3 separate regions of the Mus musculus genome follow, and regions 2 and 3 are each linked to region 1. A link is a loop called in an ENCODE intact Hi-C map of the cell type or tissue named here. Cell type or tissue: left cerebral cortex. All regions are shown on one strand. Each heading gives the region's core, and the rest is flanking DNA. Links, peaks and the distances in the headings are about the cores only.

What was found. Hi-C counts contacts between places; a loop is a spot of excess contacts. Peaks named below come from ENCODE experiments on the same cell type or tissue, not always from the same donor. Only the 100,000 strongest peaks of a DNase experiment are listed, where the experiment ranks them.
Region 2: it touches region 1 in a loop (3-fold over the local background); 18 of 42 quality-filtered maps call a loop at or near these places.
Region 3: it touches region 1 in a loop (10-fold over the local background); 2 of 42 quality-filtered maps call a loop at or near these places.

Annotation. Positions count from the first base shown.
Region 1 is chr4:86,607,574-86,618,211 of GRCm38, forward strand. It overlaps Haus6 (HAUS augmin-like complex, subunit 6), which reads right to left and starts at 4,482. Exons shown (of 17, transcript NM_173400.3): 1 at 4,113-4,482; 2 at 322-417. The coding sequence starts at 4,240. In left cerebral cortex, for the core only: no CTCF peak of the experiment used is centred there; a DNase peak (open chromatin) is centred at 4,554; H3K4me3 peaks cover 1,406 bases; H3K27ac peaks cover 689 bases.
Region 2 is chr4:86,691,072-86,701,709 of GRCm38, forward strand. No RefSeq gene overlaps it. Among named protein-coding and RNA genes, the nearest start is that of Gm42312, 15 kb to the right of the region's middle. In left cerebral cortex, for the core only: CTCF peaks have their summits at 4,249 (motif pointing left) and 6,008 (motif pointing left); DNase peaks (open chromatin) are centred at 4,223 and 5,983.
Region 3 is chr4:86,744,488-86,755,125 of GRCm38, forward strand. It overlaps Dennd4c (DENN/MADD domain containing 4C), which reads left to right and starts at 4,068. Exons shown (of 32, transcript NM_184088.1): 1 at 4,068-4,425. It overlaps Gm6521 (predicted gene 6521), which reads right to left and starts at 4,917. Exons shown (of 1, transcript NR_168733.1): 1 at 3,038-4,917. In left cerebral cortex, for the core only: a CTCF peak has its summit at 3,902; DNase peaks (open chromatin) are centred at 3,975, 4,281, 5,076 and 6,069; H3K4me3 peaks cover 2,768 bases; H3K27ac peaks cover 1,341 bases.

The sequences.
Region 1 (10,638 bases), core at 1-8,000:
ATATACAATTTTTTAAAATAAGCACCCAAACCCTCACCCAGCTATATAAAGCTTAAGCACTCCAATTTCTAAGGGTACACCCACTCTAAACAAGTTAATGGCCAGCCGGCTGTGGTATGCACCTTTGATGCCAGCACTCAGAGGCAGGGGCATGTGGATCTCTGAGTTCAAAGCCAGCCTAGTCTACAGAGTGACTTCCAGGACAAACAGCCTGTGCTACACAGAGAAACCCTGTCTTAGGGGTGGGGGTCGGGGGGGAATAAGAGTCAATTTCAAATCTGAGAATGACTAAAAGAAGAAAATGAAATAATTTTTTCTTACCTGAAAACTTCTTTGGCAAGAGCCTCATCCAATGTTTTAAACAAAAAATAAGAAACTATATGAAAGGCATCACGGTTCAGTTTGTCAAACATATTCCTAGTGGTTTAAAGTGAAAAAGCAAAGAAAAATGATTAATAAAGCTATTCAGCCTCAAAAACTGCCTAGATATTGCACTAAAGCCCTACAGTATCATAACTACCAACGAGTTCACTCACACTGGTATTTTTCATTCTCAAGAGGTCAAGGCAAATTATTTTTTCTCATTTAGGTACATTTTATACACAACTGAAAAGCATACAAGCGGGGAGGGACTTGTTAGTGAGGGAGGGAACGGCAATAGAGATGTAAAGTGAGTAAATAATGAAGGGGGGGGGGGAAGACAAGCATACAAGCTTTTGTTTTTGTTTGTGAAAACAGAGATCCAAATAAAAAACTAGCCTTTGCTTTATTGCTATGAACATTAAACAGAGAGGGACGGAAAGCTAATTAACTTGCAGAGAATACACCCTCTGATGGCATTTACATAGTAGTAGTAACAAAAGCTAACATTTTTGGAGAACTTGATATATATTGGGTAACATTTTAGACCTTTTACAGACAGCAAATTCTTCTTTAAGTACTATACTATTTTCTTAAGATATATTTTAATAATTTGATTGTCCTCAGCTATACATACAAAGCTTCAATCTAGAAGCTAGAAAAACTGCCTCCTCCCCAAAATATCCCAGGTCAGGTGTATATTCAACAAGTGTTGAATGAACACATATACCACCTCCAACTCCCCTTTCCTTCCCACTGCTAATTTACGGTGGTGTGGATAGCTATGCAGGTCTCCTTCCCCTCTAGTCCACTCCCTAACAAAACTAACGAGACTTTCAAAATGCAGTCTTTAAGACAAATTCCTTGGACTGAAACAATTTATAAGAACAGAAGTTAACATATGCCCATATAAACTATAAACTCATAGAATTACAAACAAAAAGTCTGCCACAGATGTGAACAGAATTTGTTGTTTTTAAGTAAACATGATATGATATTCACCCTCAAAGTTATAGTTAAGTTTGATTTGGTAATTGTCTAGTAGTTACTACTATTAGCATATGTAGTGCTTTGGTTAGAAGTCTGTTCTAGGTGGCTCAGCAGGTAAAGGTGCTTGCCACTAAGCCTTACTACCTGAGTTCCATCCCTGGGACACCCACATGGTGGCAGGAAAGACTTGACTCCACACAAATATTGAGAGAAATCAAGAATAGATGAGACACCTAAGGAAAGGAACTTGCCTCCCAGAAATGCAAGCCTGAAGATCTGAATTCTATTCCCAAACTCAAGTAAATAAATCGTCTAACTACACATTGTCCTTTGACCTGCACACACTTGCTGTGGCTCGCACTTGCACACTCACAGACAATAAATGAAACAAAAACTAAGAAACAGATGAATAACTGGGAATGGTGGTACATACTTCTACCACACCTGACACTTGGAGGTGGAGGCAGAAGGATTAGGAGATTAAGGTCATATCTGGAGTTTGAGACCAGCCTGAGATATTAAAACCTTTTTCTCCAAAAAAGAAAAAAAAAAAAAGGAAGAAAAAGAAGGAGGAAGAGGAAAAAGAAGGAAGAGGAGGAGGAAGGGGAAGATGAGGAGGAAAAAGGAGGAGGAAGAGAAAGAAAGGAAGAAAGGAAGAAAGAAAAAAGGAAGGAAAGAAAGAGAGAGAGAGAGAGAGAGAGAGATTAAAAATAAGATACCTAGGTGCATTAACACAACCATTAGAACTGAAATTATACTGACAAAATACATGCAGGCACAATGGCACACTCCTGCAATCAATCCCAGCACTCCAGAAGCCAAGGCAAGAGGATTATCACAAGCACAAGACCAGCTGGGAGCAGAGTCTCATGCCTTTAGTCCCAGTACCTAGGAAACAGAGGCAAATGGATCTCTCATGAGTCTGAAGCCAACCCAGTCTACATAATGCATTCCAGGACAGCCAGAGAGCTAAATAGTGAGACCCTGTCTTGGAAAAAAAAAAAAAAAAACAAAAATTGAAGAAAAACAAAAAGATAACAATTAAATAGATGGGGGCAACAGATGACGGATCTATCCCCAGATTATTCTTGTCCTTGGTGAGGAACATGAGGAACATAACAGAAACTGTCTCCAGCCCGGTTTCTTTTTTCTTTTCTTTTCTTTTCTTTTCTTTTCTTTTCTTTTCTTTCCTTTTCTTTTCGAGACAGAGTTTCTCTGTAGCCCTGGCTGTCCTGGAACTCACTCTGTAGACCAGGCTAGCCTTGAACTCAGAAATCCACCTGCCTCTGCCTCCCGAGTGCTGGGATTAAAGGCATGCACCGTCATGCCCAGCCAGCCCTGTTTCTGGAAACTTCATCACCCTATTCTGGTAGCATAGTTATGTGAGGGCTGAAATGTAACAGCAGCAAAAGTTTCTGAAAATGCATCAACCAAAAGTTAACATGATATCAACACTTAAGCAAGAGAGGCAAACAGAGCTGGAGGCCATGGTATATAATCATCCATCTCAAAGGAAAAAAATGGGGGAGCATCCTTTAGTATGCAAATTTACTTTCGTCCCTAATAGTAAAATTACATGTATGCCATGGAATTGCTTTAAAATAACATGTATAACCTACTACAAGTGAATGATTGCATACTATCATATACCTACTTAACTGAGGTTGCATAAAAATGTCTAAAGCATCAAAAAACAAAACAAAGTTAATTTAACTAGGGATGGTTGGTGGGACGTTTTAATCCCCAGCACATAAGAGGCAAGGGCAGGCTGGTATCTGAGTTCAAGGCTAGCCTGTCCACAAAAAGAGGTCCAGAAGCCTTGTCTTGAAAAATAAACAAACAAACAAAAACAAAAATCAAACAAAAGACAAAATTCATTGAGACTGGAGAGATGTCTCAGGTTACTAACAGTGTCTGCGCCTCCAAAAAGACACGGGTTCAATTCCCAGAATCCACATGGCAGATCTAAACTGTAACTCCAGTCCCAGAAGATCTGACAACCTCACACAAGACATACAAGCAAGCAAAACAGCAATCTGGAGGAGCAAGGCGATGGAATTAAAATCCCAGCACACCTCCCATTACTACAGAGAGGGGGGTTTTGTCTCAAAATAAAAATAATAGTAGCCGGGCGGTGGTGGCGCACGCCTTTAATCCCAGCACTTGGGAGGCAGAGGCAGACGGATTTCTGAGTTCAAGGCCAGCCTGGTCTACAAAGTGAGTTCCAGGACAGCCAGGGCTATACAGAGAAACCCTGTCTCGAAAAAAAAAAATAGTAATAATGGTGATGATGGTGATATAGTAATAATAGAATCATTCTTTCCATTAAATTATAAGGAGGAAAGGGGGCCTGAAACCGGAAGCTCGTGTCTAAAGTATACAAATATAAACAAAGTATTTCTTTTTGTGATCGCAACCATAACTGAAGTGGCAAAGGAAAGGGTATCGGCTTTTGATTTTCATTCCCACACATTATTATGTTTTTGCTAGCTGTAACATGTTTTAGTTCGGATTCAAAGTTTAAACCCACAGTTAACTACTTATAAGATGTTTGCATATATAGTTCCCCGACGCCTCCCACCAACTACAGACCACGAAGGCAGGGTTAAGCGGGCCCGCCGTTGTGCCTCAACTGCAGAGCACGCCTCTAAAGCGTCCCGCACCCGCATCCCTTACACTGGTGACGACCAGTCCCCCACCACAGGGTTCTGCCGCCAGTGACTGGACGCCAAGGACCGCGCCACCGCCCCAGATCTCCTTACTCTCCAAGGTGCGCGTGCGGCACCATCTTCCCGCCGAACGTGATGCTGGAGCTCGGATCCAAGCCCAGCGCCTGCAGGTACATCCAGAGATGCTGCTTCTCGAAAGCGGAGTCCCGGGCCGAGCTCATGCTTTCCACGGGCAGGGCGACTGTGACGGAGGAAAACGAAGGCACCGAAGCCGTGAGGACCCTTGGACCCCTCCTACAGGCATCCCGGGGTGACGACAACCCCTCTGCGGCGGCCGCCCGCTGCCTCCTCTCCGAGAGCCATCCCACCACAAAAGGCCGAACGCGCCCAGAAAAACAGACAGTGACTGCAGCGCTCCACGCAAACCAAGACTCCCGCGCTTGCGGAAGACTACACTGCGCAGGCGCAGGCGCAGTCCCGACTTCCGGGACTGGTCTTCCTAAGAGGACTCAATCTCCCACCATGCAATGCATCCCTGTCTCCGGGCACATGAAGTCCCTGAGAGAAACTATAAGACCCACAAAGCATTGCGTGACCAGCCAATTGCCCCAAGGTCCGGAAACCGGGTGTTTTCTAGAGCCCTCCCGGCCTTAGTTCCGGATTCTTTGCGTTTTAGGTTTCTGTTGCTCGGGTTGTGATTGCTGTTCAGTAAAAGCTACATTGTAGCTCCTTATAGTGAGTGATGCAGGTGTATGGCCCTAAACAAATCATCTTTTCCTTTATTTTAAGACAGGGTCTTGTCCGGTGGAGGCAGCGGTGTACTCCTTTAATCCCAGTACTCAGAGGAGAAGAACTTTGTTAGTTCGAGAACACTACTGATTTCCGGGACAGCCAGAGCTACACAAAGAAACCCTGTCTCGAAATAAAACAAAGCAAAACCAAAAAGGCAGGATCTTGCTATGTAGCTCTAACTTTATGTAGCGCAGTCTGGCGTCGAAGACTGTACCTGCCTTCCTACTATATGAATTAATGGGCAAGAGTCACAGGGGCCGATGGAGTTGTTCATTGATCACCTCATCTAGAGTGCTTGGCAAAATTTTTATTATCAAATGTTTCTTTGGTCGTGGAGGTTGCAAGTCGAGATTTCTTTTAGCCTCCTCTGGCCTTGAACTCCCTTCCCAAAGGAAGATGACCCTGAATTCCTAATTCTGGAATGCTCTCCATCTTTGTGGGAGGCACCACCAGCCATACTTCAACTTGCTGTACTAGAAATCTGTCTCTCACCGGGCAGCACTTGGGAGGAGAAGACAGGCGGATTTCTGAGTTGCAGGCCAGCCTGGTCTACAGAGTGAGTTCCAGGACAGCCAGAGCTATTCAGAGAAACCCTATCTCGAATAACAACTACAACAAAGTCTGTCTCTCTGCTGAGTGTCAGGAGTCATAATGGGACAAGCATCATCCTGAAGTGGTCTACTTCGGATTATTAGATGACCTGCGACAGGTGCACCCTTATTAAGCAAGGCTGTAAGGAATTCATTTTAGGGAAGATTCCTGCTATTAATATTGCTTTTCCTGTTATTATTAAAAATATATAACAATCACTAAGTAGTAGCACACCCCTTTGGAGCAGATCTCTGCAGATCCATGAAGATGTATTGTCTTGTAGTGATGCCATATAGACAAATAGATGACTTAAGTCATCATGATGATCCTATAAGAATTCCTAAAATTTTATCTGTGATTATTAAGCTCATTTTTACTGGGACTCCTATTAAGTCGTTTTTGATAGTCAAAACTGCAATGAGAACTCGGCCAATTTTCCACATGTTACCAGTTCTTAGATGGTAACCAGATTTTCTCCTATTCAGAGCACATTCCAAGAGGTGATAAAACAATTAACCAAAAGTCATATAAAGGGAACTAATGATTTATTATAGGTGCTAGGACAGAAGATAAAATATTGACTGGGTTTATCTATACAAAACTTCACTAATAACTTAGTTATGGTTTTAAACCTTCAGTGAACCTGTGGAGCTGAGACAGGTGATGGATGTTTAGCCAGAAAATTATTCCTAATGGATACGAATGTAGACATTCTCTATTGTAAACTTCTATTTCAATTTATGATTTGATTTTTTGTGTGAACTTTGTGATCATGTATTCTGAAAGATGTATAGGTACTGAAGACAAATGAGAAAGAAGAATTTTTTAAAGCCTTTCCCCACTTAGACTAGAATTTTTTGCCTTTCCCCCCTTAGAAGAATTTTTCCCTTTTCCTTTTCCCACTTAGGATCTTTTCGCTTTTCCCCTTAGATGGCTTCCATAGGAAACTTTTTACAACTTAGTAATAAATGCTATAATAACTTTTCTAAGTGTCCCTTTTTCTTCCTGTGACTTCTGACTAGCAGGCTGAAAGTTAGAGCCCAGCAGTTCCTGCCGAGATGGAACAAAGGCACATTGTTTAATCCTCTGCTGTTAGGCTACAGTTATTAATCACCTAAACCAGCAGTCTTTTACCCTCAGAAGGACGTTTTAGAAGTTATCATCAGCATTTCAGTACAGTTAGAGAGCTAGAAAGCCCCAAGACCTCAGACTTTAAAGCCATCACCAGAGTCCTACTCTATGACTCCACCACTACACTCTCCAGGCTAGGAGGCTCCCTTCACCTAAGTATACAGCTTCCCCTTCCAGCACCCTGAACTTCTGGCTATTCTTTCTCGAACATCCCTTGTATAACAAGTCCTTCGAGGTAGGGAACTATCATATTTCACATTACCATATCAAGCAGTTATTGCCTCCTGACTTACTAAAAGCACCAGTTCCTGTAAAATTAAGTTCCTGTAGTTTGCAAGGAGGCCATCTGTAAGCTTTCCAAAGCACCAGAGTTCATTCTAAGATCTGACATTGCTCACAGGAAGTTTTGGTGTTTGATTATTATCCACATAGGTGACTTTTTAAATATCCCAGCCTCTCAGTTAACTGACCTTGTTTAAGTCTGTCTTCCATTCTGCTCATGGTATAAAACCCTTTATGTTGTCAATTTTGCTCTAACACTTCCATAATCTCAACCTCCTAACCTTGAAGCCCAACCCCTCCACATCTCATATATTCACACATGAATTTGTGGAACTACACAGATGTACAGGATTCAATTTGCTGGATTTGTTATCCATATAAATATTCAAATTATCCTTTATTTGGACAATGAGGACTTACTCAAATTTCCAAGAAATTGAAGGCTCATTTTGGGCAGTTCCTGTGCAGACCTGAAATCAGCCATTTCTTCCAGAACCCCTGCTTTAGTGAGAAATCATACTTTGTGACCATGACCTGGGCAAAAAGGACATTCATAGTTACTAAAATATGTATTTATATTTTAGTTTATAGAATATATTTAGCTACTTAATACTTGATACTGTTTTGTGACCAGCAATGTTTTGTGCCACTAACCTCACAAATTCAGTTGTTGATATAATCTTTTCGTGCATTGTGTGAAGGTTGTCTTTGTATATTCAAATATTGAATGCTGTACCAGCAGATAGCTGAGTACTGTCCACATTTTGGTTTTGTTATTCTTACAAATTATCACCTACCCCAATATTTTGTAATACCTTCCTCACTTACTAGTTGATTTAATAAAAATATGAAAGTCAATAGCTGCCAGGAGAGGAAAGGCAGAACTTCTTAGCAGAGAGAGAGTTTCTGGGAGAAGAACCAGATGTGGGGATTCACCAGCATGACATGGGATTGAAGGAGAAAGACAGGAAAAGGGCCATATGGAGGGACAGAGGCCAGGATTTGGTGGAGTATAATAGCTGAGAAACTGCCCAGCTATAGTACCTAGGCTTTTAAAAACAGCAAGTCTCCATTTCCTTATTCCATCCACTGGAAGTCCAGAGAAAGTCCTGCTATATTCAGTGTCTTAATCTTTATAGTAAATCCAGCACTGAGGCAAGTTAAGAAGGTTTTTTTGTTTTTGTTTTTGTTTTTGTTTTTGTTTTTGTTTTTTTAATTTTAAGAGGACCTGGGAAGGGGAAAGAACCATACACTTTAGGATCTAGTTTTGTGTTTCCTGATGACTGAGTCAACAAGTATCAAGGCAACTGCTAGAACCCAAATTGCCTGCAAAGGAAGTGCTTGTTTTCATGAACACAGCTCAATGAGAAGGTTTGGGTGTGTGGAGATACCGTTTCATTATGTATTCCTAGCCTATGTAGAACTCACTACGGAAACCAGCCTGGCCTTGAACTCCCAAAGATGTGCCTGCCTCTGCCTCCCGAATGTACCTGGCTTAAATGAGAATATTTAAACCACAAACTACAGTTACTTAAGACTAGCAAGACTGTGGCCTTGAGTTTAAATACATTAGCACTCTTTTGCTGCCCTTAAACCTAAACAATGCACTTCCAAAAAGAGACAATTTCGTGTGCAAAAGAAACTTTGTTGATGGTGTTATCTTTCTTGAGACAGAGACTCCTGTAAAATAGCATGGTCTCAAATTCACTATGTAGTAGAGGCTGGCCTTGGACTCTGATCCTCCTGCCTCCTACCTCTCAAAACCTTCAGAGTTCTAGGATTAAAGATATGCAACACCAGGCCCAACTGGAAAAATTTCAAGATAGGAAAAGTAAGTAAAGAACCTCTAGTACTTTTTACTTAATTTTTAAATTTCTCTTGATCTTAAAACCTTTTTGTAAATTACATCCTCTGAGCACAGTGACATAGAAGGCCATGGAGTCACACACTTGAGCATTTCCTCTAGATGTGGTGGTGATGGCTTTAACCCCAGCACTCAGGAGGCAGAGGCAGGAGAATCTCTGAATTCGAAGCCAGCCTGTTCTAAGTAGTGAGTTCCAGGACAGCCAGGGCTACACAGGGAAACCCTGTCTCAAAAAAAAAAAAAAAAAAAAAAAGAATGTCCTAAGAAAGAGAAATTAGCAATGTTCAGGTTTTTTGTTTTTGTTTTTGTTTTTCGAGACAGGGTTTCTCTGTGTAGCCCTGGCTGTCCTGGAACTCACTCTGTAGACTAGGCTGGCCTCAAACTCAGAAATCCGCCTGCCTCTGCCTCCCGAGTGCTGGGATTAAAGGCGTGCACCGCCACGCCAGGCTGCAATGTTCAGTTTTTAAAAAGGCTCTCTGGTCCACTTTTATGCTACCCAATTTCTATATTTTTATTACGTGTGTGTGTGAGAACAGTTTGCGAGAGTCACTCTATCGTGTAGGTTCTAAAGAGTCACATTCAGATCACCAGGTTTGGCAGGGAGCCCTTTACCCGTTAAGCCATCTCACTGACCTACAGCCAAACGTTATTGTAAAGGCATTTCAGCAATTAAACATTAAGGAATTGTATGAAATGACACAGTGTGCAGAACAGGATCTCTTACAAAGGGTCATGTCATTTACTACTGAGATCAAGCAGCCAAACAGGAGGAGATGAACGTTTACTAAAGCCACAGGGAGAAAACACAGGCAAACATTTAGTATGTGTTTACATATTATGTTTTCAATAAAATATGTTATTTTGATCATTCTGAGACAGGATTTTGCTAAGTATCTCTGTCTGTCTGTCTGTCTGTCTGTCTGTCTGTCTGTCTGTCATGATTCAGTGTAACTCAAGCTGGGCTTACTTTTTAGTTTTCCAGATCTTAATCTGGCTTTGAACTTGCTGTGTAACTGAGGCTCATCTTGAACTCCTGATATTCTAGCTCCACTTCCTACATGCTGAGATTACAGATGGGAGCCACATATATGCCTCATTCAAGCCATGATTTTGATATGTAACTCAGCAACACTAAATATGTTCACAATGTCGTCCAACTATCACCATCATTCACTACAGAGACTTTTCTCAGTCACGTAAAATATCTTGTCTGTTTATGGCACAGGGTAAAACAGTAGCTCCTTGATCCATTTCTTCATTTCTGCCCTTTTATTTGAGGGTAGTTTTTGTTGTTGTTGCTGTTAGTTGATTTGGCTGTTAGAACATTTGCTTTCCCCTAATATTTTCTTTTTGGCTGGAGCCATCCAGTCTACACTACTGTATTTCACAGCTCCCTTTTTACCTCCCTGTGTGTTGAAGGTGGAACCCAGGGCCTTTGAACTCGCTAACCACAAGCTTACCAATGAGCTACACCCCTGGCCCCTTGAGATGACTATTTTAAAGTTTTGTTTGAGGCAGGGTTACTTAGCCCAATCTGGCTTTAAGCTTACCATTGTCTTGGCCTCTGCCTCCTGAGGGTTGTATATCAAAATTAGAAAAGAAATTGCTATTTCAGTTCCTAGACAAGTCCTACAAAATTAAAACATTATTATTTAAAAAGAAGAATAATAACTCAAAATGCTCTCTCTCTCTCTCTCTCTTTCTCTCTCTCTCTCTCTCTCTCTCTCTCTCTCTCTCTCTCTCTCTCTCTCTCTCTCTCTCTAGTTTTTGAGAGTGTCCCACTATGTAGTAGCAAGGCTGGACTGAACTTACAGAGATCTGTCTGCTTCTGCGTCCAGAGTGCTGGGATGAGAGTTGAGCCCCTGGCACACAAGAAAGTATTTTACAGAGTCTGCTCTAGCGGTGAACTGGGAAAGGGAGGTTTCCGTGTGGTGGCGGCACTGTCTATGTTCTCAGCAC
Region 2 (10,638 bases), core at 1,622-9,621, 85 kb after region 1:
CAACAGAACCACATCCAGCTAACAATGGTTTCTTAACTAGTATATTTCAGAAGTTCTCCACTTCACCCCACTCGCTAAACCTGTGTTTTCCAATACAGCCTCAACGCAATCCTCTGTTCCAAACCTTTCAAAGCTAGGTTTGGTGGTTCCTGCCTATAATCCTAGCACTTAGGAGACAGAGATGGATCTCTGAGTTTGAGAACAGCCTAGTTTACAGGGTAAGACACTATCTCAAAAGGGGGCAGGGGGCTTTAAAAATGTTTCATGTCCGTCCCTCATAGTAAAATCCAAGGCTATAAATCACATTTTTGACCCACCTATTCTCCAGTTACAACTCCTGCTCCTTCACCTTTGCCCCAGCGGAACCACACGCTGCCTGCCTGGAGGCTCAGGCACACTAGAGTGGGAAGATACTCTACATCATTAAAGCATGAGACCTCCCGTCACAAAGGGTGTTTAGGAGGAGAATGGTTTCACCATGGAAACATTGTATCCAGACTCCATTTGTATAATTCTATATCTCCTAATCCTTGCTCCAGTGACAGAAGGATTCAAAATGCCACAGGGTCTCAGCCTGTAATCTTGGTTGGCCTGGAGCTTGCCATGTAGAGCAGGTTAACCTTTGAAGTTGAGGTTTTCCTTCTATCTCTGCCTCCCAAGGGTAAGGAGCACATGTCCAGATAAATAGCTTGACTTTTTATTGTTCAGCATTCTGTTTTGTTTTTGACGAATATAAAGCAGGGCATGGTGGCACACAAGCCTGTGCATAGAATTCTTTTTTTCAAACTATTTATTTATTTATTTATTGTTTTTTTCAAGACAGGGTTTCTCTATATAGCCCTGGCTGTCCTGGAACTCACTCTGTAGACCAGGCTGGCCTCGAACTCAGAAATCTGCCTGCTTCTGCCTCCCAAGGGCTGGGGTTAAAGGCCTGTGCCACCACACCCAGTTTCATTGGCTGATTTACTTCCATGTATGTCTATATAAGGGTGTTGGATCCCCTGGAACATGGGTTACAGACCGTTGTGAGCTGTCACGTGGGTGCTGGGAATTGAATTCAGGTCGTCTGGAACAGTACCCACTGCTCTTAACCGCTAAGCCATCTCTCCAGCCCCTCCCGTCCACGCCTTTAATTTCAATGCTCAGGAAACTAAAGCATGCTCTCTGTGAGTTCAAAGTAAGTTTGGCCTACCTGGCAAACACCAGGCCAGTCAGGGTTATGTAGTGAGAGTCTGTCTTTAAAAAAGAAGAAGAAGAAGGAGGAGGAGGAGGAGGAGGAGGAGGAGGAGGAGGAGGAGGAGGAGGAGAAGGAGAAGGAGAAGGAGAAGGAGAAGGAGAAGAAGAAGAAGAAGAAGAAAGAAAGAAGAAGAAGAAGAAGAAGAAGAAGAAGAAGAAGAAGAAGAAGAAGAAGAAAGAAAGAAGAAGAAGAAGAAGAAGAAAGAAGAAAGAAGAAGAAAGAAGAAAGAAGAAGAAAGAAGAAGAAGAAGAAGAAGAAGAAGAAGAAGAAGAAGAAGAAGAAGAAGAAGAAGAAGAAGAAGAAGAAGAAGAAGAAGAAGAAGAAGAAAAGAAATAGAAGAAGAAGGGCTAAGCATGGTGTCACAGGTGTGCAACCCCAGCTCTTGGGAGGTAGGGGCAGAAGAATGAGGCATTCAGGTTCATCCTTGACTAAGTGAGTTTGAAGCTAGTATATATGGAAGATTTGAACATTTTCCGCAGAAGACAAGTAACTGTGCAGTAGCACTTGGGGACATACTCACTAGAGATCAGGGAACTTTGAACACAAGCCAGAGATACCACTACACTTCCACCAGAATAGCTGGAAACCTGCAGCTGCGAAGGCCTGGGCACCACACTCATACACCTCTATTGATAGTCAGAACTCAGAAGTACTTTTTTTTTTTTTTTTTTTTTTTTTGGTTTTTTGAGACATGGTTTCTCTGTATAGCCCTGGCGATACTGGAACTCACTTTGTAGACCAGGCTGGCCGCAAACTCAGAAATCTGCCGGCCTCTGCCCCCCAAGTGCTGGGATTAAAGGCGTACGCCATCACCGCCCAGCTCAGAAGTACTTTCATAAAAGCCTGTAGATGTAGCCTGGTGTAGAGTTGTAGTCTACCATGCACAAGGCCCTGAGCTCAGGCAAAAGCAACGTCTAGTGTGACTTCTTCCAGTTTAATTCACATCAGCCAACATACACTGTGCACCAGAGGCTGGCTAAGAGGAAGAGAATGATAAACAGAACATGGTGGCAGCCACTTGGGAAATGGAGGCAGGAAGATGAAGGGTTTGAGAGCACCCATGGCTACACAGCAAGACTCATGTTTAAAAAGAAAATCTGGAAGATGTAGGCTAGTGGTAGAAAGCTTGAGTGGTAGGTATGAGATATTCAAGACCTGTCTTAGTCAGGGTTTTACTGCTGTGAACAGACACCATGACCAAGGCAACTCATAAGGACAGCATTTAATTGGAGATGGTTTACAGTTTCAGAGGTTCAGTCCATTATCAGCAAGGCAAGATCATGGCAGCATCCAGGCAGGCATGGTGCAAGAGCTGCTGAGAGTTCTACATTTTAATCTGAAAGCTGCTAGCAGAATACTGACTTCCAGGCAGCTAGGATGAGGGTCTTAAAGCCCACACCCACAGAGCCACACATACTTCAATAAGGCCACTCCTAATAGTGCCACTCCCTGGGCCAAGGATATACAAACCATCACTGGGGTGGGGATAGTGTTTCTCAAGTTAGGGTCTCACTATGTATCCCTGGCTGTGTTGGAACTCACCATGTGGACCAGGTTAGCTTCAAACACTAGGTGCTGGGGTTTAAGGTGTGCACCGCCTTAAATAATTGTAAAATGATTTGTTTTCTGTTTCACTATGTGTGTGCATATGCCCTTGAATATGGGTAGCCTCGGGAGCCAGAAGAGGCAGGATCAGATCCCCAGAGCTGGGCTTGTAGCCTGTTCTCAGCTCTCCAATCTCCGTCGTGGGAACCAAACTCTAGCAAGTGCTCTTACGCCCTGAGTCATCTCTCCAGCCCCCACACTGTTTTTGTCTTATGTTTTCATACTTGTTTTTGTCTGTTTTAGACATAGTCTCACTCTATAACCCAAGCTACCTCATAGTACAGGTTACCGCTTACTCACGGCAATCCTTCGCCGCAGATTCCCGAATAAAGGGGCACCGAAAATGGATCTGACTCTAAAACTGGTTCTTTGAGTAAAGTCCTTGCGGCTGGAGCACGAAGATCCAAATTCCAGTCCCCAGAATTCATAGAAACGTTGGATGGGCATGGCCACCAGCCTCTAACCCTATCTCGTGAGGAACAAGGCTCCCAGGAATAAACTGGCTAGTTAAATAGCCTAACTGATTAACTCCAGGTTCAATTGAGATACCCTGGATCAATGAATAAGGACGAAAACGATCAAAGAAAACCCCAGCGTCGGCCTGGGACCTCCACAGTCACGCGTGCCCATCAGCATCCTCCCACAACCATTCCACGTGCAGATGGTTCTTTTTTGTTCTCTTACTAGCAGGAGGAGCGGGCACCTGTGCCGCTGCGCATGCATGGAGGTCTGAGGCCAACTTGTGGAGTTGGCTGTCTCCTTCCACCTTTATGTGGGTTTCTAAGTTCTTCAGGGTTGTGTGGCAAACATCTTTCTCCACTAAGCCATGTCACTGCTTCTCCCCAACCGCCGGCTGTTTTGGATATTGAGTTGCATAGGATGTCTTGTATCTTGCTATTTGGGAAGAATGAATTTGAACGTATGATTTCCCTGTCTCTACCTCCCAAGTGCTAGGGTTACATGCCTGGTACAAAGCCAAGAATTATGCACTTGTCTCTTTTTATTTCTGGTTGTTTTGTTTTGAGATGATACCTGTAGCTTGGCTGTCCTCCCTAGCAGCTCTTGCTGGCTGTCCTGTCTCGCTTGCTTTGTAAATCAGTTTGGCCTTGAATTCAACAGAGATCTGCATCTGGTTCCTGAGTGCTGAGATTTAAAAGTGTGCACCACCACACCTGGCTCTCTTTCTACTCTGCACTGTCTACTCTTTCCTCCTCCCCTGCCCTTCAACACAGATACGTAATTGCTTGGGATTCAACCCAGCACCTTTGGGCTAGAGAGGCGGCTTTGAAGTTGAGAGCATTTGGCGTTCTTGCAGAGGACCTGAATTCACCTTCTAGTACCAACATGGGCTAACTCATAACCACCGTTAACTCCATCCAAGGGATATGGCGCCCTCTTCTGGCTTCCATGTACACTTAGACACACACAAACATGTAAACACATATACACAGGTAAATATATAAATAAGGATGTAGAAACCTATGGATTTATCTGGAGGATATCATCCTGAGTGAGGTAACCCAATCACAAAAGAAGTCACTTGATACGCACTCACTGATAAGTGTATATTAGCCCAGAAACCTAGAATACCCAAGATACAATTTGCAAAACACAAGAAAATCAAGACCAAGGCGTGGATATTTCATTTCTCCCTAGGATAGGGAATAAAATACCCATGGAAGGAGTTACAGAGACAAAGTTTGGAGCTAAGACGAAAGGATGAACCATCCAGAGACTGCCCCACCTGGGGGTCCATCCCATAATCAGCCACCAAACACTATTACATATGCCAGCAAGATTTTGCTGAAAGGACCCTGAAATAGCTGTCTCCTGTGAGGCTATGCCAGTGCCTGGCAAATACAGAAGTGGATGCTCACAGTCATCTATAGGATGAAACACAGGGCCCCCAATGGAGGAGCTAGAGAAAGTACCCAAGGAGCTAAAGGGGTCTGCAACCCTATAGGTGGAACAACAATATGAACTACCCAGTACCCCCAGAGCTCATGTCTCTAGCTGCATATGTAGCAGAAGATGGCCTACTCGGCCATCAGTGGGAAGAGAGGCCCCTTGGTCTTGCAAACTTTATATGCCTCAGTACAGGGGAAAGCCAGGGCCAAGAAGTGGGAGTGGGTGGGTAGGGGAGCAGGGCAGGGGGAAGGTATAGGGGACTTTTGGGATAGCATTTGAAATGTAAATGAAGAAAATATCTAATAAAAAATTAAAAAAAAAAAAGAATGTAGAAACCTTTCACACTCCAGGTAAGTGCCCTACATCCTTGGCTGTCCCACACACACCAAGAAAGCTCCACAGAAAAGGTGGCGTGAGCCGCTCCTGAAACACAAAGGGCAGTTCATCTATGGAGTACACTGATCCCTTCACAAGTACGTGAACTGCTCAGTAACTAACTACACATGGGCTTTGTGATAGAACTAAGACACCCCACGCTAGGTGAGGGGTGCAGGCTTGTAATACCAGCTCATAGGAGGGGTAGAACCTGTGGGGTCAAGAATTCAAAATTCAGGCTGGAGAAGTGTCTCAATGATTATGAACACTTGCTGATTTTTGCAAAGGATCTGGGTTCAAGGCCCAGTACCCACATGGTGGCTCATAACCATCCCTAACTCTAGCTGCCTCTGTGGGCATCGAGTATGCACGTGGTGCACAGACACACATGCAAGCAAAACCTCATGCATATAAAAATGAAATACATTTTTTTGGAGACAGTTTCTTTGTGTAGCCCTGGCTGTCCTGGGACTTTCCTCAGACCAGGCTGGCTTTAAACTCAAAGATTCACCTGCTTGTGTCTCCCGAGTTCTGGGGTTAAAGGCGTGCTCCCCAAGCCCAACTTGAAATGAATATTTTTTTTAAATTATTTTAAAGAGTTAAAAGTCATTCTCAGTTACAAAGTAAGTTGGGAGCCAGCCTTGTCTACATATATCCTTGTAAAAAAAAAAATCAAACAAAACATATGGAGAACACATTTTTCGACACAGATGAGAGAATTGGGGGGTATAATCAGCAAGAACATACAGTTCTAAGTACATGACTAGGCAAACCAGATTCAGACAGTGGGACATGGAGCAACGCGGGAAGACAAGCCAGAGCTTCAAAATGCATCACCTTTGTCTCCCACTTTCTGGGTCTTGAGTGACATCTACTGGGCAAGTAGGGAAACTACAACTACTAGACTTTCTTCCCCCACTCCCATTCCCTTTTTTCCTTTTCTTTGTTTCTTTTCTCTTTCTCCAGACAGTGTTTCTCTGTGCAGCTCTGGCTGTCCTGGAATGCACCTGTAGACCAAGGTGACCTCAAACTCAGAGACTTGCCTGCTTCTGCCTCCCGAGTGATGGGATTAAAGGCATAGGACACCACTTCACAACAGATTTCTCATTATATTTATGTTCAAGGAAAAAAAGTTCCTTTCAATCCCAGAACTCAGAAGGCAGAGGCAGGCCTACTTCTGTGGGTTCAAGGCCAGCCTGGTCTACAGAGTGAGTTATAGAACAGCCCAGGCTACACAGAGAAACCCTGTATTGGAAACAAACAAACAACAAAAAAGGAATATATAAACAGTTTTAGGGTTTTTGTTGTTGTTGTTGTTGTTGATTTGTTTCACTGAAACAAAATCTCATGTAGCCAAATGTCATCAAACTTTATAGGTAGCCAAGGATAACCTTAAACTCTGTTCCTGTTTCCTTCCAAGAGCTAGGCATGCACTATCATTCCCAATTTAGTTCATGCTGGGATCGAACCCGGAACTAGATGGAAAGAGCCTATTGCTGAAGACATCACACACTTTGAGAGCAGGATGTAGACGTCAACTCTGGAAGTGTGTTGGGAGCTTCTTCCTTGTGACTTTCTTAGTGCTGGAGATACAAGCAGACTGCTGGGGAGAACTGGCAGTGGGTTTTCCTCAGCTGGTACCTTGCCTCCTTTTCTTCCAACTGAGAGGTAAGACATGCCCATTAGTACAATAATGGCAGACCTCTCATGGAAATGACGAACCATATTCTTATTACTACTACTATTATTGAATCTGAGGCCTGGTCCACCAGAGGGAACTCAAATCTAGCACTATAAATCTGGTCAAATGCCTGAGGCTGGGTTGCAGGGTCACAGCCCCTAGTGGGGAAGCTAGTGTTATTGATTTGCCATATAAACATGAAGTTCCTGTCATGTTGCCTTCTAAATATTTATATCTGTGTTCATAGATTTGTGCTGTTGGCTTTGGTCATAGAAACTTCTTTTTGTATTGGGCAATGGTTGCTACAGAGAATCCTGACAATGCAGAAGAGTGGGTGGGAATCTAAGTGCTGGGTAAAGGTGTGGAGTGTTGTGTAATGCTGTCTTCTGGGCATGACAGGACTGTTACATTCTTGAATTCTCAGTAGTTGGGACCACAGATTAGGTCCGTTAAAATTCCATCACGAGGTCTCTTCTCTTTCTGAGGATAATTGTTGCTAGGGAGAAGGGACTCAAGTTGCTTAACCCCTCCAGGAGGATCTATAGGCAATTTGCTGGGAAAAGAAAAGATTTGATTCAGGAGTAGAGACACTGATAGGGTTCACCCGCTCCTGTAAATAACCCTTACTTATGCTTCTGTAAGCAATTGTAATGTCTCTCACTGAGTCATCTAAAAGCAAACAAAGCAATGGGGGAAACATGAAGATGCAAAGGCAATTAGGTGAGAAAGGAAGGGCATCCATGGGACTAGGAAAAGAACAAGAAAGGTGATTGGAGGCTGGAGATGTGGGTCAGTGGTCAAGAGCACTGACTGCTCTTCCAGAGGGCCTGAGTTCAAGTCTCAGCAACCACATAGTGACTCACAACCATCTGTAATGGCATACATTCATGCAGGAAGAACAGTTAAACACATAAAATAAAATAAAATCAGAAAAAAGAAAAATATTTTAAAAAAAAAAGGAAAGGAAAGAAAGAGCTGGGTGGTAGTGGTGGCGGTGGTGGTGGTGGTGGTGGTGGTGGTGCATGCCTTTGATCCCAGCACTGGGGAGGTAGAGGCAGGTGGATCACCATCACAGATGAGTTTGTGGTCCGCCTGGTCAACAGAGCAAATTCCAGGACAGCCAGGCATGCACAGAGAAACCCTGTGTTTTCTTTGTGTCTCAAAAAAAAACAATAAATAAGTAGAGACAAACAGACAGTTGTAGATTGTTTGTTTGTTTGTTTTTGTTTAAAGAATAGAACATGTCTTAAGATTCTAGTTGAGTCCATCTGAAGTTAGAAACCAGCACAGAACAGCATCCTTCTCTCTGCGAATGATTAGTGAGCACATGAGAACTCAAATGAACTGATGAAGAAAGCCAAGTACTGACTTAGACAAGGAAGCAGCAAAAGGAATATGATGGTCGGTGGTTCTGATGCCAAGGTCCCATCCCCCAATTGGTTCTTGATCAATCAATAAAGATGCCTAGGGCCAATTGCTTGGTGGAAGGAAAGAGGTGGGACTTCCGGGTCCCCACAGGCAGGCTAAGAGTTGCAGGAAAAGAAAGGGGGATTTTCACCATGCTTCAGAAGGAGAAAAAGTGACCCAGTCATGTGAGATTGTAGGTGGTAAGGCCATAGGCTGCTTCCCCAGGCAGGAGATTAGAATTGCAACTATGTGGAGGGCAGTTTTGGATTGCTGAACAAGGAAAGGTAACTGATCGACTAAAGTTGAAGGCAGATTTAGGGTGCTGGGCTAAGAATACTGGGAGGAGCACACTAGCCATGGGAGAGTAGAAGCTCCTAGCAACTGAGCCATAAGGCAGGTTGAAAATTAAACTAATGTGTGTGTTCATCCGTGGATCCAAGGGAACCTGGGTGGAGCTACATGCAACATTCAGTAAGTTGGAGGAAATGCTAAAAAACATGGAGGGAAAAATTCACTAAGGAAACAAGATTGAAAAAGAACTAAACAGAAATGCTGAAAATGAACCAATCAACAAAATTAGAAACACATTGGGAAGTATTAATACACAGGCCATGCAGAAAAATGAGTTTTAGGCACGAAAGAGAGGGTCAAAACAGTAATAATTTCAGTAAAATAGAAGAAACAAAAATGGGCTGGAGAGAGGGCTCAGCAGTTGAGCACTGACTGCTCTTCCAGAGGTCCTGAGTTTAAATCCCAGCAACCACATAAGTGGCTCACAACCATCTGTAATGGGATCCCATGCCCTCTTCTGGTGTGTCTGAAGAGAGTGATAGTCTACTCATGTACATAAAACAAATAAATAAATCTCTAAAAGAAAACAAAGAACATAAGCAAAGAGCATGGGCAAACCATCTGGGATACACTGGGAAGAAACCAATCCTAGGAAACTACACTGTAGAAAAGGAGATGAGCTAAATAAAGACACAGATTGTTTGTTTGTTTGTTTGTTTGTTTGTTCAATGAAATTATAGCAAAAAATCCCCCAAACCTAGAGAAGAAAATGGATATCTAAACAAGGAGACACTTAGAACTCCAAATGCACATGTCCATAGAAGATCTCCACAGTCTATCAGTGAAGACACCAAAACTACCAAGTAAAGAGATGATGTGAAAAGCTGCAAGAGAGAAGCACCAACTCAGACACCAAAACAGACACATCAAGGCTGGGAAGCATGGCGCACACACCTTCAGTCTCGGCACTAATGAGACAGACCCTGCCTCACATATGATGCATCTATACTATATTATTAATTATATTATTGTGTATATGATATATATAAACCAAGCACATCCGAATAACATAAGACGATCATCAGTAACTCTAAAAGCCAAGAAAGCATAAAGTGAAATATTTCAAACCCTGAAAGTAAATAATTACTAACCAACAATTTGCTATACAAAACAAAATTATCTCTTAACATTGATGGGAAAATATAAACATTTCAAGACAGGCACAGATGAAGGCCTGTCTTTTACATTACAACAAAGCCAACATTGCAGAAAATACTAAAGGGATGGATATGCACAGAAGAACGAGAAAGACAGCTATCAAAGGTAGCTTCAGCTGTCACCATGGCACAACGGTAACCTGGGAAGAGTGGAACTCAACGGAGGGATTGCTTGGATCCTATTATTCCATAGCTTTGTCTGTGGAGAATTGTCTTGAATGTTGTAGGAGAGCAAATCCTTCTATGGACAGTGCCACTCCTGCCCTGAATTGTATAATAAAGCAGGCTGAGCTAGCCAGAGGGAGCAAGCTAGTAAGCAGCATTCCTCTATGGTCAATTTTTGCTTTAAGTGCCTGGCTTCAGTTCCTGCCCTGAATTTTCTCAGTGATGGAGTGCAACCTAAGGGTTGTAGGTTGAAATAAACCCTTTTCTCCCTAAGCTGCATTTGGTCCTGGTGTTTATCACAACAACAGAAAACAAACTAAGACAAAAAAATTATTAGCGAGAGCACAGGCAAGAATACACTGGACAATGTACAAGCAGATGAACAAAGGAGGGATAAGAAGGAATACACTATGACTGACATGTGAAATCAGGAAATCCCTAGTACTAGGAGGGAGGTATAGAACAACAAACTACCAATAATCAACACAACCTTAGAAAACGACAAGTTCCACTCAATACCAGCCTTAAATGCAAATAACTTTAACACATCACTTAACAGGCAGTGGGTAACTGACTAGATTAAAAACTAAGTTTCAGGTCAAGAGAGATGGCTCAGCAATTAAAAGCATGTTCAGCTCTTACAGAGGATCTGAGTTAAATTCCAAGTACCTATGTTGGGCGGCTCACAACATGCACACATGAACATACAAAGGTTTTTAAAATGTAAATGATTCATCTACCTGCTGTTCCCC
Region 3 (10,638 bases), core at 778-8,777, 140 kb after region 1:
CCTCCTCTTTTTGTGAAGCCGGGTCAGCCTGGGACCTCGTACATGCTAGGCAAGAGGGCTGCAACGGAGCTACGCCCTCATCCCTTATGTATGTTTTTATTTATTTAGCGACAGGGTTTCACTAGGTAGCCTGGGAGGCTTGGAACTCACAGGGATTTATGTGCCTCTGCCTCCTGAATGCCGGGATTAAATGCATGTGCCACCATGCCTGGCCTGTACGTATGCTCGTATCTATAAGTTAAATAAAACTCTAATGCTCTAATGATTATAACAGCTATATGTTGATTGGGCTCTCCAGTTCTCTTCCAGCTTTTTAGAAAAATAACTTGTTTTTTTTTTTTTTTTGGTAAGGATTTATTCATTTTATATTATATATGTGTGTTTCTGATCATTTGTATGTACACCGTGTTTGTGCAGATGATTGCAGAGGCCAGAAGAGGGCATTGTGTCTCCCAGAACTGGAGTCTCAGGTTCTCTGTAAGAATAAGTATTCTTAATCTTGGGCCCGTGTGTTCATCACCTATTTATTTTTTTTAATTGAACATTAAATTTTGTCTTTATTCTTTAGAATTTCATTCATGTACACAATGAGAAATGATCCTATGTATTCCCACCCAAACATATGTTTATTCTATTAGGTCCAGTTAGTGCTGCCCACATGGCCATGGGTGAGGGACAATCCACTGGAAGTGGACTCTGGCACTGGACTCTGGCAAGTGGCTAGGTCTCCAAAAAAGGACTCTTTTCTCCCGAGCAACTATTAACTGCAAATAGTTCCTCAGGAAGGATAGCCAAACCATTCTATATTAAACGTCAAAGTGAATTTACTTATCCTGGATGTGCATGTGCAAGAGTGATCAAGGACATGCAAAATAAAGGATGGCTGGCTCAGATGAAAAGTTAAACTTGCAAGTTTACTCTAGGAGATATTGGGAAGGAAACAGAGATGAAAAAATTATGGTAAAACTTTAGGATGATGAAAACAGTAAGAAAAAATTTAAAAAATTACAGATTTTCTCAAATCTTGTAATCCATCATGTGGAAAAAAATAACTTCTTTGAATTTCCTTTCTTTCTCTCTTTCTTTCTTTGTCTCTCTCTCTTTCTGTCTTTCCTTCCTTCTTTCTTCTTTCTCTTATAAGTAGGAAAAGGTTTTGGCATTTCTGTCTTAGTTAGGGTCACTGTAAGTGGCCAAAAGCAATTCGGAAAGGAGAGGGTTTATTTGGCTTACACGTCCACACCACTGTGCATTGTTGGAAGAAGTCAGAAGAGGAACTCAAGAAGGTCTAGAAGCTGGAGGCAGGAGCTGATGTAGAAGCCTTAAGGAATGGCTTGCTCCCCAGGGTTTGCTCAACCTGTGTCCTGGCTAGTTTTATGTCAACTTGACACAAGCTAGAGTCATTGTAGAAGAGGGAGCCTCAGTTGAGAAAAGCCAGCACACTGACTTTACTGCTTTTAAAGGGTCTCATAGTTTTAATTTTTATTTATATGAATGGTGGTATGCCTGTGGGTGAATATGTACATGTATGTATGGGTAACACTGGAGGCCTGAAAAGGCTGTGTCTTAGTCAGAGTTTTACTGCTGTTAGCAGACACGGTGACCAAGGCAACTCTCACAAGGACAACATTTAATTGGGGCTGGCTTACAGGTTCAGAGGGTCAGTCCATTATCATCAAGGCAGGAGCATGGCAACATCCAGGCAGGTATGGTACAGGAGGAGCTGAGAGTTCTACATCTTCATCTGAAGGCTGATAAGAGAAGACTGGCTCCCATGTGGTTAGGAGGAGGGTCTTAAAGCCACATCCACACTTCCTCTAACAAGGCCAACCCTCCAAATAGTGCCACTCCCTGGGGCAAGCATTTTCAAAGTACCACAGGTAAGTCATCTCTCTAGCATCTGACCTTCTGATTTACAAGTCCCAGAGAATGGGGGATGGGGAGAAGGGGAGGCCCTTTCAGTGCCTGAGGGCTAGTGATATGCAGCCATCAGAGGGACAGATCCAACCTAGGGTCTCACTCTAGCCGAATAAGTTCTCTCCTATTAAGTTAAACCCATAGCTCCGATTAAACATTTTGGAAGCCTTGGTGAGGAAGTAGAAGAAGTCCACAAGTTGGTTGGACAGTGGTGGCGCACACCTTTAATCCCAGCGCTTGGGAGGCAGAGGCAGGTGGGTTTCTGAGTTCGAGGCCAGCCTGGTCTACAGAGTGAGTTTCAAGACAGCCAGGGCTATATAGAGAAACCCTGTCTCGAAAAAAACCAAACCAACCAACCAAACAAACAAACAAACAAAAAAAGAAGTCCACAAGCTAGGTTTTCAAATATGAATGTGTCCCTTAACGTTTCTGCTGGCTGGACTGTTAGGATGCTTCCAGGGCCCTAGATCAACTCCTAACTATTGTTAATGGAACCATATTTATATCACTGTTTCTTCTTGAATCAATTCTGACTGCGAATGTGGTTAGGAAAATGGTGTCTGCTATAGAAGTCAAAAGCCAAAACTTTTCAAACCTGCAGTTAACTTCAGAAATAGACAACCAGGCACATATCAACCAGACTTAACATTATTACACTTGTTAGCAAAAACCGTGAGCAAATGAAAGAGAAACTCTCAGCAAAGTGACCACTATGAACACGGGAGTTCACCCGCTACGCACACATATTTAAAATAATTTAATGAACTTTTTGTTTTTCGAGACAAGGTTTTTTTTTTTCTGTATAGATAGCCCTGGCTGTCTTGGAACTCACTCTGTAGACCAGGCTGGCCTCGAACTCAGAAAATGCCTGCCTCTGCCTCCCAAGTGCTGAGATTAAAGGAATGCGCCACCACTGCTCGGCTTAATGAAATTTTTAACAGCATACAAAGAAAAGGGTTTCACTAAGACATGCTCAAAAACATCAGTCACTTTTGTTCTACTCCCCCCCCCCCCAGCCACCCCTGCCGCCTAATCTGTCTTTTGCCAAGAGGAAAAAAGTTGTAACTTATTTTAAGCTATTTGTTCCTTGAAAAATTGATACCCTAAAAAAATTGTCACCAAGTGGTAGCACAAGTCTTTAATTCCAGCAATGGAGGGTGAGTGTTTAAGGCCAGCCTGATTTACAAATAAGACTTGCAGGAAATGCCAGGGCTAAATAGTGAGACCCTACACACCACCTTACCTTCTGCCAAACAAACAAAACAAATTAAAATATTTTGTCAAAATTTCATTACAGTGAAGACTCTCCAATTCCGTCCTTCAGTACCTGCAGAACTGAAAATTGGGTGCTAAAGAGATTATTATTTCAGAGTACTTGCTGCTCTCTTTAGGACCAGAGTCAAATCCTCAGCACTCTGTCCTGAGGCTCACAACCATCAGCTTCAGAATGTTTACCTCGAGATCTAGGTTACCTTTGAGAGGCAGCAAATTACGATTATCTAAACTAAAGAGTTACTCGTTTGGCGTTATCAAAATCTGGATAGAAGTAGAGAAAGACAACGCAGCTAAGGTCTCTCAGAGGTCTTTGGATGGCTTAGAGAAGGGCAGCCCTCCAGTGTCACTCAGACTTTGGGGTCACACAATTATGGGTGGAACTTCCAGCCTCTACTAAAGAGAAACTGCAAGTCTCTCTAGGCTTTTTTTTTTCTTTCATTGACCTTGAGCTATTCTAAGTCACTTTCTCATTCTCTGAAAACCTGAGCCTGGAGAGGCGGTAGTCACCTGCCACAGGCAACCGCAACAAAACAAAACAAAACAAAACAAAACAAAACAAAACAAAACAAAACAAAACAAAACAAAACAAAACACCGCAGAACAAACAGAAAGGTTACAACTAGCGCCAGGAGAGCTGGAGGACTCTCGCTTCGGCGTCGGGATTCTAAGGAGCGCCCCGAGGTCCGCCAGAATTCTGCCAGGAGGAGGGCGCTCGCGGGGCGGGGCACAAGCGCAGAGGCGTGGCCTGAGCCTGAGGCTTGGTAGGAGTCTGGGGGCGTGGGTCAACCTCTGGGTGGAGCCCAACCACAGGGGCGTGGCTCTAGCGGGGCGGGTCCGACCTCGGACCCCACCCCCCGCGTCCTTTCTACCGCCCCCGCAGAAGGAAAGGGAGAGGGACGGAGGGAGGGAAAGTGGTGTTCTGTGGAAAAGAGCGGAAGGAAGGGAAGGCAAAAAAGAATAGGGAACAGAAACATGGCGGTCTGTGGTCCGGACAGTCTCGCCCCGGGCAGTGCCTAGACGTCGGTCCTCCCGCAGCGCCCGCGGCCCGCGAGCCCTTCGGTCGGCAGTTGCCCTCGCTGCAGGCTGTCCCCTGGAGACCCGGCCGCGCGGAGGCGCAGGCGCAGAGGGGCCCCGGAGTCCCGGCCCTGCCAGCGGAGGGTGCCCAGGCCGCGTAGCCGGCGCTTTCTCACCCCAGGAAGCTCCGGTGTCGGACAGTCGCCGACTGGGCCGGCGCAGGTGAGTCCGCACCGCTGCCCTGCCCGATTCCTCCCGCTCCGCCAGGCCGCTCAGGTAGCGTGCGGGACCGCGCGGGAGGAGGGGAGCGGCCGGCTGGCCTAGTCGCTGAGTGAGTGGGCGGGAGGTCCCCGGAGCCCGCGGGCTGCCGTTCGGAGAGGCTGCGGCCGGAGGGCCTCGAGAGGATCGACTCGGTGCAGGGACCGGGCCTGGCCTCTGCCGCCGGGGTGAGGCGGGAACCAGGCTCTCCGGCCCTGGCCCGGCCGGCGGGGTGCTGAGCGGTGGCAGCTGGGGTGGAGCGTAAGGATCCGTGGACGCTGCGGAGGTGGAGGTACCGGGGTGCAGGCAGGTGCCGCAGGTGAATCCAGGGCATTTCCTCCTCTGCCGGACCGTGGCTGATGTTTAGGGCTGCTTTGTTGGGGATAACTTATAGGAAGGCTCCATTCAGCTCTGGAGTGACTAAACTCAAATAAAGCCAACTAATGAGCCCCTAAGTGCTGACTCTTGTAAGAGCCGTAACTTTAAAGCATTGGAGATGCTGTCACCTCTTCCCCCTCCCCTTTTTGTGATTCGTAGGCCGTTTCCCTCCCGAAGAATGTGCTTGGAGAGAACAAATAAGGAATGACCCAGTTTTTAAAATGCCGCCCCCCCAACCCCCGCTCCCCTTCAAATTTCGTTGGTTTCACACGGGAAAATTTAAGGCAGTTACTGTAGTTACTTGAGCAAATGTGAGAGAAGGCGTCATTCCTGCCTACTGAGAGCACAACTTGCTGTGCGATTTTGTCTAGAGAGGTCATGCACTGTAGTCTGAGCAGTTGACGTACTTAGGCTACTTAATTGTGTGCAAACTCGAGTCCCTAGAAATAGGTCTTGCCGTCTTATCTCCATGCTTCCAAGAAGCAAGCTAGAAAAGATCCTTAGGTGTAGTGTCCTGTTGGCCAGGTTTTCAGTAAACATTTCATTTGATTTGATAACCATGTAAATATACTAAACTACCTCGAATCTAGAACTCATTATGTGACTTTTTTGTTAAAAAAAATTTGCAAAAGGAAAACTTTTTATCATAGTCATTATAACCATAAAACCCACTATATTTTCTGCTTTGCTCTCAATATTAATGTTAAAAAGTTAGCAAACTGCCTTCTTGATAAGACTGGGAACTTAGAAATCTCAGACATAATCTTAGATTTGTGCTCATGAATATGACCTGCCTCTTACTGGATTGCTCTTTTAGTTAGTGGCAATAGGTTTTCTGCTATTCAGTCCACTCCTTTGACCATTTACTATTTATAAAGAAATGGATTGAGATTAAGGGGTCTAATCCTCTTTATTACCGGTCTTGGAGAAGTGATCCCATGTCATTTGATTTTTGGCCAGTAGTACCTTGCTTGGAGTATAATTGTTTGTTTATTTGAATAATAGAAAAGATGTGTCAGAAATGTTGATGTTTTGTATTTTAATAATTTACTCCTGTGTAATTTGTAAACGAGTGCATTCTGGTGGGAATAAACACAGCGTTTGTAGTATAAACTTGAGCTTGTAGCTGAAGAAATTTGTGGAAAAGTTGTGGGTGGAGACTATTCTTAAAAACAAATGTTTTAAAGTACAAGGAACTGCCGCGTTGTGTGGGCTGTGACAGTTGAGGATGGCAGGTTTGGATGGTTATTTGGGCAAGAGCTCTGTCTAAGGAAACACATACTGCATCGTAGGAACCGGCAGTTTGTAACTTTTGCATGGTAAGTAATGACAAGGCACTTTTGCTTTTTTGTGTACCTGCCAGTTTAGACTGAAGCATCTCATATTTTCATTGGTGTTCCCTGCTAAGACAAATACCACATTGGTTTCGCTGCTCACTTTGAAAGCTACATTTTTGCCTTGTTCTTGAACCTTAGCTACAGGTTGTAAAGGGAAAAAGAAAGCAGCTGCGTCAGTGGCAGTTGTCGCCCTCATCCGACTGCTCTGATCTGAAAACAGAGTGTCTGTTATAACTTGAACTTCTAGTAGAAAATGCTTGCAGAAAATTTAGGACACAAGTTTTCATAACGCATGAATTAAAATGTTACCTTTTTAAGGACTGTGCTGCACAAGCCATGCCTTCTTTCAGATGGTCTGTGTTATAGATTTGTATCAGTGGGATGCCTTGGTCGAATGGGAAGTTTCTTTAGCAGTTAAACTTTGGGAAGCCAGGTGTGGTGCTGCATTCTTGAAATCCCCCCAGCACTTGGAAGGTGGAGGCAGGATGACTGTGTAGAAGTGAGGCCAGCCTTTCTACCCAGCATTCCATGACAGCTTGGGTTAAGTGGTGACACTGTGTTTAGAAGAAACAACAGAGCACCACAAAAGACAATTGAAAATCAGGGAGGAATGCCCTGTATGATAGCCTAGGAAAAGAGGTCTTTTAGCATCATGGTATAAGGAATTCCAAGTTTACTTTATTATTATTATTTAAGATTTATAATAGTATTTGTGGGAAGAAGGCCTTGAATTTTCTGAAATCCTCCTGCTTTTGCCTTAGTGTGGGACTAAAGGCATGCCTACTTTTTTGGGGAGAGGGCATTGAGGGGATGTATAAAGTCCTGGTATATAGTTTAGGCAAGCCTATGCTTGCTGTTGTCGTAAATGCTGGGAGAGGTAAATGCCTAGGTAACCTTGAACTTAACCACACAGCTGAGGATGACCTTAAACTCTTCTGCCTCCTATTCCCAAATGCAGGGCTTGCAGGTCGTCCTCACTGTGGTCTGCTCAGACTTTCATTTTCCCTCCAGTTGCTCTTATATCTCTTTTTTCTTTTTTTCCCATGTACATTCATAGTATTTGCTAAGAAAGCTGGAGATACTTTCTCCTTTCAAGTTGGATGACTTTTATCTGTCCCTGTTTCGCTGCTGCTGCTTGCATTACTGCTGTGGAGGAAAGGCAGTGCAATTCTCATTCATAACTTTTGTGCTTTACTATGATGTTTTTAGTTAAACCCAGAGCCTTATACATAATGAACATTGTCTCGACTGCTAAGTCATACCTCCAGCTCACATATGTAGTTTAGACATTTGGTGGCCCTGCACTAAAAGGGAGAACAGTAAGTGGGATCATATAGCTGGGCACGAACGCACATGCCCGTAACCCCAGTATTTAGAAGATGGCAACAGGAGGATCAAGACTAGCTGGAGCTTAGGGTAAGGTTGAGGCCAGCCTAGCTAGTCAAGATCCTGCCTCAGAAAACAAAGTAAGGGCCAGTGAGACAGCTGAGCATGTAAGGCACTTGTTACCAACCCTAATGACCTGAATTTGATCCGTAGACCCCACATGGTAGGAGCAAAGCGACACCTGCAAGTTGTCTTTCGATCTACATACATGCACTATACCATTAGACAAATGAAAACAAAGGAAAAAACAAAACAAAACAACAACAACAAAAAAAAGCCCCAAGAACAACATGGTATGGTTTTGGTGTATGCCTGTTGTCCTAGTACTTGGGAGACTGAAGTGAGAGAGTTATGAGTTCAAAGCCAATCTGGGCTATGAGACCCTGTCTCAAAAAAGCAGTAAGGGAAAGAAATACAACAACAAAGGGGAGTAGGTAAAAGAAGTGGGGAAAAAGGCAAAGCACAGAAAATATTTGTGAAACTATAATAGTAGATGTGTGCACTATTCATCTGTTCAAAGCCATAGGATTAATACCACCAAGAGGGACCCTGTACACTAGAGACTCTAGATGATGACAGTGTGTGGACATCACACATTCTCCAGTTATTAATACAGCTAACACTTTGAAGAGGGTGTTTATAGTGGAGGTGGCTATGCACTGGTGAGATTATATGGGAACTGTAGTATCTATAGCTGGGCTAATCAATTGCAGTCTGGCCGTGGATTCCAGACCTCCTGCCTGCCACTGATTCCCGAGTGATAGAATTACAGGTGTGTGCCACCATGCTGGCTCTTGATTTTTTTGTTGCTCTAGATTTCTCTCTGTTAAAATTGCTAAAATGTACATTCAGTGATACCTGAGGAGGTTGAAGGAATAGATTAGATCTGAAGTCTGTGGTGCTGGGAACTCAGCTTGGGTCCTTTGGAAAGTGGCAAGTATTAACTGTCGGGCCATCTCTCCAGCCTTCCTGCCACTTGCCCTTCCTGCTTCCTTATGGTTACGTTTGCCTTTCTTTTTGTCTTTAAAGTTTTATTTTTATTATTTTTGATCATGTACATGTATGTGTCTGAGTGTAGGTATGTATATATGAGTGTAGCTGCCTGCAGATGCCAGAGGAGTGTCCACCATCAGTCCTCAAATTCATGTACTAGTAGCTGTAAGTGATATCAACCCATCTGTGTTGAGTATATTTGTTGTTTTAATTCTGGACAAAGCTCACCAATAAGCTTCTTTACTCACGGAGCTAGCTATCTCCTGATTCCCCTGTACTGTGCTTGAAAGTAGTTCTGGGGCTGGAGAAATGACTTTGCAGATAAGAACACTTGTTCTTGCAAAGGACCTGGGTTTGGTTCCCAACACCCACATGTAACCTCTAGTTCCAGGAGCTTGTTGGGTCTTCCAACTCTTCTGACCTTGACAGGGGTAAGACATTCAGATACAGAAATACATCTTTTTAAAAAAGTAGTTGTGAACAAAAATCTCCATTTGGCTCCCTCTCAAATGTTTTGTTCTTATTTGTTTATTGAATGAGATTTTGCTTGCTGTATGTCCCAAGCTGGCCTGCAGTTCACAGTATGCATGGATGGGCCTTGCACTCATGGCAATTCTTTCTTTAGCATGCCATGATTAGAAGTATGTGCCACTAAACAAGCCCCACTTTCCTCCTGAATGAATAAACCTGAAAAGCTTTATTTTGTTTTGGAAAGAGTGTAGAGAGGGAGTTTACAAGATCAAAACAGACCTATCACAGTTAACTGGAGGTTGCTTGGGAATTGGCTAATGGAACAAAACAGAAGGTGGATTTTTTTTAAAGCGTCCTGTACATTACATTTGGAACCTTCTTTTACCTGGTGATCATATACATCAGAATTTAGCTAGATTCCCAGCCCCTACATAGGAGATTTTAATATATAGAAGGGTGAATTATTCAGATGGCTAGTAAGATGGCTCAGTGGATAAGGTTGCTTGTGCCAAGCTGCCAACCTGAATTTGATCCCCAGCTCCTGCATGGTGGAGAGAGAAACTGGTTCTGGCAAAGTTGTCATCTGACTTTCTCCTTGTGCTGGGATGCCTGTGCTTCCCTCCCACACAATACAGACAGATGTTATGTATGTGCTTTAAAAAGGGATTATTCAGTAATTTAGTTTTTCCATGATCAGTGGGACACCATGTTCGCACTGTGGACTGTAACACATGGTAACATAAGGTGTGTTGGAGGCCTGCATGGCTCTTTACTTTTCTTGTAGAAGACTTAGTTAACTGGTCTTAAGCTTTCTTCTCTTATAAAATAATTCCTCTATTACATAACAGGTCAATTCTTCTTTCCTGGAAGACTATTCTTACCTGTAATCTCAACATTTTCTTTAATTTTTAAATTTTTTTTGTCTTTTGTTTTTTCTTTTCTTTTTTTTTTTTTTGTTTGTTTGTTTGTTTTTTTTTGTTTTTGTTTTTGTTTTTTGAGACAGGGTTTCTCTGTGTAGTCCTGGCTGTCCTGGAACTCACTCTGTAGACCAGGCTGGCCTCAAACTCAGAAATCCACCTGCCTCTACCTCCTAAGTGCTGGGATTAAAGGCGTGCACCACCACGCTCGGCTTAATTTTTAATTTTTATGTGTATGGGTCTTTTGCCTTAATGTATATCCCCTGGCCTGGAGTTAGAGAAGGTTGTGAGCTGCCATGTGTGTGCTGGGAATCAAACCAGGTCCTCTGGAAGAGCAGCCGGTGCTCTTAAACCCTTATAATGCAGAACCCTCTCTCCAGCCAGTATGTTTTGTTTTTCTTTTTGAGACAGGGTCTCACTCTACAGGGTAGGCTGGCTGTAGTGGCTATTCCTGGTTGTCAACTTGACAATATTTGGAATGAACTACAGTCCGGAATTGGAAGGCTCACCAGTGACCCTTATCTGGAGGCTTGGAGATCCTTATCTGGATCTTGGTTTGAAGATCTTGAGCCATAGTGGCTATGGATTCCAGAAGATTGAATCTCCGAGTTAAGGAACACACCTTTAATCTGGGCTATGCCTTTCATCTGGGATTAAAGGTGTGGTGGAACACACCTTTAATCTGGGCTACACCT